2 separate regions of the Mus musculus genome follow, and region 1 is linked to region 2. A link is a contact called in ENCODE Hi-C or POLR2A ChIA-PET data. All regions are on one chromosome and are shown on one strand. The core of a region is the stretch at or near the end of the contact, and the rest is flanking DNA. Distances in the headings are between cores, read along the strand shown. Region 1 holds the start of Lgals12 (lectin, galactose binding, soluble 12). Region 2 holds the start of Plaat3 (phospholipase A and acyltransferase 3).

Evidence for each region. Hi-C counts contacts between places; a loop is a spot of excess contacts on that map. ChIA-PET counts read pairs that join two places held with the same protein, here RNA polymerase II (POLR2A).
Region 1: POLR2A ChIA-PET joins it to region 2 with 11 read pairs in embryonic stem cell. The contact joins the promoter of Lgals12 here to the promoter of Plaat3 in region 2. A Hi-C loop is called at or near these places in 7 of 37 maps with a recorded cell type or tissue (adrenal gland, gastrocnemius and heart). POLR2A ChIA-PET finds 5 or more read pairs at or near these places in 4 of 5 experiments (Patski and embryonic stem cell).

What each region holds. Positions count from the first base shown.
Region 1 is chr19:7,605,876-7,608,575 of GRCm38, forward strand. Lgals12 (lectin, galactose binding, soluble 12) reads right to left here and starts at 1,318. Exons shown (of 10, transcript NM_001356574.2): 1 at 1,252-1,318; 2 at 787-948. The coding sequence starts at 855.
Region 2 is chr19:7,556,118-7,558,828 of GRCm38, forward strand. Plaat3 (phospholipase A and acyltransferase 3) reads left to right here and starts at 1,342. Exons shown (of 5, transcript NM_139269.2): 1 at 1,342-1,447; 2 at 1,815-1,878. The coding sequence starts at 1,864.

The DNA of each region.
Region 1 (2,700 bases), core at 68-2,567, 50 kb after region 2:
GGAGCTGGCTGGCTGTTTTTCCATTAGGATCACTGAATAAGATAATTGGAGCCCTGTCTTTCTCTTCAGCAGGCTCAGCACAGTGGGTGCTCCACAGAGGGTGTGCAGACAAGCTGGAAGGGGAACCTGGGGCAGTGTCACAGGGTCAGCCCTTATAGGTGGCTTGTCAACTCCCAGTGGCAATCAGAGAGCCCAGACCACTCCGAGGAGCCCTCCAGGTGGCGGTCTTAGCTTGCGAAGCAACAGGCTGTGGGGACCTAGGAGGTTTCAGGTGCTTCAGCCCTGTTGCTCAGGCACCTGGGGGGCGGGGGTGGGGGTGGGGGAGGAGCCAGAGGCCAGGATCTCTACATGGCATGGCAGCTTGGCAGGCAGCCCAGTGGCTTCCAGTTCCCAGGCTCTTGGCAGAATGTGTTAATTAACTGCTCTGATGGAGGTCTCTAAGGAGGAGAGAACCAAGCAGGGGAAAGTAATAATTAGTGCTCATTAGTGGTAGTGCCTGCTGGGAGTTTGGCCTTCTGAAAACGTGGCTGGGCTTCAGAAAGTCTCCTGGGCACTGAACAGGGGGAGGGAGAGAGGAATCCACATTCTCCCTGACTAGGAGGGTTTCCCTCAGGCTTGGAGAAGGGGCTGCCCTTAGTCATTAGTGTCCCTCATAGCAATCCACCTCCATTCTTCTAGCCATCTATCCCAGAAGAGGCGTATTGAATAGGCAAGGATCCTGGAAGCCCGACCAATCACTTGCAGGCTGGAATTTAGCTGATTGGTCGTTTTATTACGCTTACTCACCGGGTGGAAGACTGGCGGCTGCAGGATGAAGCTGTCAGGAATCGGGTCCAGGTGTTCGTCAGTTGACATGGGGGAGGGGCAACTTCAACTCAGCCTCTGATCCTGATTCCAGCAACGCGATTCCCCACGGAATGGACTCACTTTTCCCAGCCTCTGCAACAGCTATCCAAGCTGTTAGTCTTACTTGTTCGCTATGGAGTTCTAATGCTTCTTGGAGCCGACCTGGGAGGGGCACTGGCCCACCTCTAGGAACCACATCAACCCCCGCTATGATGGTACAGCAGCAGCTTTGCTGGACTGGACCTGCTAGCAGAAACTCCCGCGCGTCCAGGGGCGGGTAGCTGGCACTCACTCATGGACTTGCTAACTAGCCCATCTGTGTCTGTGTCTGAAGCACTTGGCCACTTCAAAGGGAAGCCTAGGGCCGGCTCATTTCAGCGAGGGCTTTTGTTTCCTGGGGCTCACCTGGGCCTTCAGCGGATAGTAGGAAGGGAAGCTGCTGCTGCTGGTGGTACACGTGTGCAGGTTCCTTAAGAGGCCCCGCCCCCAGGTTCCTGGCTCCTCCCGCATTCATTCCCTGGTTGCTTTCCCCTCTCTTCCCCTTTCCCCCAAGTTGTTCAGTCCCTTGAGGCCATTTCAGCATTAGCTGCAAATGCCAGGGACCAGCTAGGGTCACAAGAAAGTGGAGTGACAAAGGCCAGGCAGAGGAGGGCTCCCTTGGTCTCAGACAAAGCAGCACTGGCTAGAGGGAACACAGCCTCTGCTCTTACATGCTGTGTCCTTCCACAAGTCACTTCTCCTTGAGCCTCCCTTTGTTCATCCCGGTGTCACAAGGGTGACCATGGCTGGGCTTTGTGTTTGAGCCTGGACCCATATTGCTGTTTTAGGAGAGGCCTCTAGGCCTGGCTCAGATTCCAGTTAAAGTTCCTCTTTCAAAATAGCATAACTCCTCAACTTTAGCCTACGTTGGGAGGTTTCCTGATCTAACTATGGGGTCAGACTTGGCAGCAGGGAATTCCTGGTATGTCAGCTACACAGGGTGTTGGTACAGTCGTTCCAGGGATAAGAGCGCCATGTGAGGGGCCTGGCGGAGGGATTGGGCAGGTCTACCTCACCTGATCTCCCCACCTAGAAGTTTGCCAGAAAGGTGAACTGTGGCGTCTCCACCCCGGGACCTACTGGAGAAAGCTCTTTGGGAGTGAAGTCCAGGAAATGGCCTTGCAGGCAATTCTACTGAGCATTAATGAGAAACCCTGACTTGGGTTCTAACTGAAAGCACTTTGGGTGCCAAGCAAGGAGTTTGTTCAGCTGTGGCTGGGTAGGTGTGGCAGGAGAGCTGAAGGTGTTTCTGTGGGAAATCCAATCCTGGGTGTGTTCAGAAAGAGATATGTTCGCCACAGTGGGGAGGAGAAACGGCAGGTGGAGAGACCAGTTGAGCCAGGCTATAGTGCCCTGCACTGTAGTCAGATCTGGGTCCCCAAGGCTAGTGGTGCCCTTCCCCCACCCCACATCAGCCCTGCTGGGAAATGAGGGAGGAGGGTGCACTCATTTACTTGGGTTGTCATAACAAAATACAACAGATTGGGTGGGGTGTAAACAACAGAACTCTATTTTGTCTCTGTTCTAGAAGTTCAAGATCAAAGTGTTGTCTGGGACCTCTGTTGTGGGTTGGCAGCCAGCCTTGTTCTCATACAGTTGTCTCTGCTGGGAGGGTCTTGGACGATTGCAGAATACCTTAAGAATCCATTCCGCAGACCAAGAAAGGGACCTTCTTCACCTGGGAGTCAGTTGACAACATCTGGACACTTGATGGAATAATTAGAGGGTGTGAACATTAGGAGAAAAACTAGTCAGGACGAATGGACAAAGTTGGCAGCTGGCCCACCACCATTCAGCTTAGCTGGAATTATTTTT
Region 2 (2,711 bases), core at 92-2,591:
AAAAGAACACTGTACAGAAATGAACAGTAGCCATGTTTGTCCAGAATGCTTCTTTTTCTTTTTTCATTTGTGCAATGGTAATATACTGTTTTAAACATCTAACCTTTTATGTTCATGGATTTGATTTCAAACACGAATAAAGTAATCTCTGAATATTGAAAAGGAAATCAAAAGAAATTACATATTTCATGTTCCTCAATCAAAATGCCAGGGAGTGTATTTTTTTAACTCCTTCAATTACAAAAATGTTTTGAGATTTATTTTATGAGTGTAACAGAGCTTCAGACTTAGTGGGCCCCAAGACTTTAGCACAACTGACTCCATGATGGAAGTATCATTCAGGCAGACAGCACCACCTGCCAAAGCTAAAACAGAGGCCAGGTGTACTAATCTTATTTTTGGCTTCTGTGAGCCTGCTTTTGGCTAACTGTTCTTGTTAACTGAAGAATGCCAACCCAGAACATGGTTTTTGTGTTTAAAAGCTCACTCTGAGAAAAGCTAAGTGCTACACTGAACACCCACTGTAGTTGACAGCCAGGCTAATAAAGACTTTCTATTGGCTGAAACCCCTGTGCAAGCTGTCTTCTCTATGTGTGTTTTGTCAGTATGTGTGCACATGTACCAGGTCTGTACCTCATGAGTAACAATGTCAAAAGAAGGTATTGGATCCCCTGGAACTGAGTTAATCATGGTTGTGAGCCACCATGTGGATCCTGGGAACCATCCGGGGCCCTTTGCAAGAGCAGCAAGTGCTCTCAACCCCTGAGCCAGCTCCTCAACCCCACATTACTGTTGTTGTCATTATTTTTATTTTTATTATTATATTTTGGATTTTTGAGGCAAGGTCTCTTTGCATAGCTCTGGCACCCTTGGAACTCACTATGTGGAGCTAGCCTCACAGAGATGGGCCTGCCTCTGCCTCCTGAGTGCAGGAAACAAAGGCATAAACAACTACATCTGGCTATTATTATCATCATCATCATCATTATTTATTATTATTATTTTGGAGAGAAGATCTCAAACAGTAGCTCAGGCTAACTTTAAACTTATGGCAATCCTCCTGCTTCAGCTTGTCAAATGCTAGGATTTCAGGCATGTATTACTCTTAAAAAATAGCCTTTTGGTATGATTCATGTACAAAGATTAAATGTAATTCGACATAACATGTTCTTCCATGAGGAGTGTGTATAGGCTGTCAAGGGCTGGGGAATCTGGGGCAGAGGAGCAGAGAGGCGGGAACGCAGCGGGAGGGAGGCATCTAAGTGACTACTGAGTAGTGGCATGCCCTTGGCGACGCTCTCATTAGCCAGTTACAGGAGGAGGGGCGGGGTGATCTGGCTCAGCCTGGACTCTGCGGCCATTAAACCAGTCCCCATTGCGCTGGCCTCCACTTGCCTACTTGGGGCGCGAGGAGGTTGGAGAGTTTTTTTCTGGGACCCAAGCAAAGGTGAGAAGCCCGGGTGCCTCTGCGGGTCCCCGAGGGCTGTCTGGGAGGCGGAGAGTGTTTCGGCTGCGTAAACAAGCCAGGCGAGAGCTGCCACCTGTCTGCCATCCGCCGTACGCGGAGAAAAGGAGCCAGGGGCGCACGAATGCCTGCCTGGCCAGGAACCCTGCTGGTGACCAAGGATCCCGTGAGCCGCTTCTGCCCTACAGAGAGGGATTTGTCTATTCAAGGGCAAGCTCAGGTCAGAGCGGAGGAGAGCGAGAAAGTTGGAGAAGTTTGGTGGAAGTTTCTGGAGGGCTCTGCTAAAAGCTACCCTGCTCCTGGAGACTTGCTAGAGACTTAATGAGCTTTGCTCCCCTCTGTGTCTTAGGCATCCACGCTGCTGCTAAGCTGAAATTGAAGCTCACACATCCTGGAAAATGCTAGCACCCATAGTAAGTACAGCGTGAGAAGCCAAGGGTGGGCCAGGGATGGGTGTAGTGTTTTAATGGTGACTCTTGTTTTCTCCGGGTCTGACTCGCTGTTTTGAAGAGAGGAGCTTTGTAGTGAGGAAGCTACATTTGAACCCTTGGGGGATCAGGTATGAGCTGTGGGTCAGCTGCCACCTGTTGAGCCTCAGCAGTTGGCTGCCACCCTGCTTGAAACATGCTCAATAGAAAGCAGTAGAGGGGGGGAAGTTGGGGGCTGGGTCTTCTTACCAAACCCGGACCCTGGGCAGGTTCCTGGGTCGAATGTCTGAAGTTGATTCTGCTTATTTTTGTCTTGTCAGCTGACCCATGGCCATCCCTGCTGCCAGCAAACACTCAGCTCTGGCTTTTCCTTCATTTCTTCCCTCCATCCCCCCTTCTCTTTTCTTTCTGATTTTTGTTTTGCTTTTGTTTTTGAGACAAGGCTTCAGGTAGCCCAGACTGGCCTCAAACTTCCTATTTAGCGAGGACAGTTTCTTCCTTCTGGTTTCTCTGCCCCCACCTCTTGAGTGCTGGAATTATAGGTGTGAGGCCCCATACCCAGTTTTGTGAAGCCCTCCTGCATGGTAGGCAAGCACTCTACCGACTGAGCCACATCCCAGCCCCCGGCATCTTTGTTAACCCATGATGTCTTGAGATTGGAACAGGGCAAATGTCTTCTTCATTTTAACAAGACTGTTGATTTGGTTCAGGTTTTTGCAGACAACCCTCTTGGGATTGTGCTCCAGCTGAGTACTGGTGTGGGATTATAATCAAGTTCAAGTTTATTCGGTTCCCAAGTGAAAACAACACTTAAAACC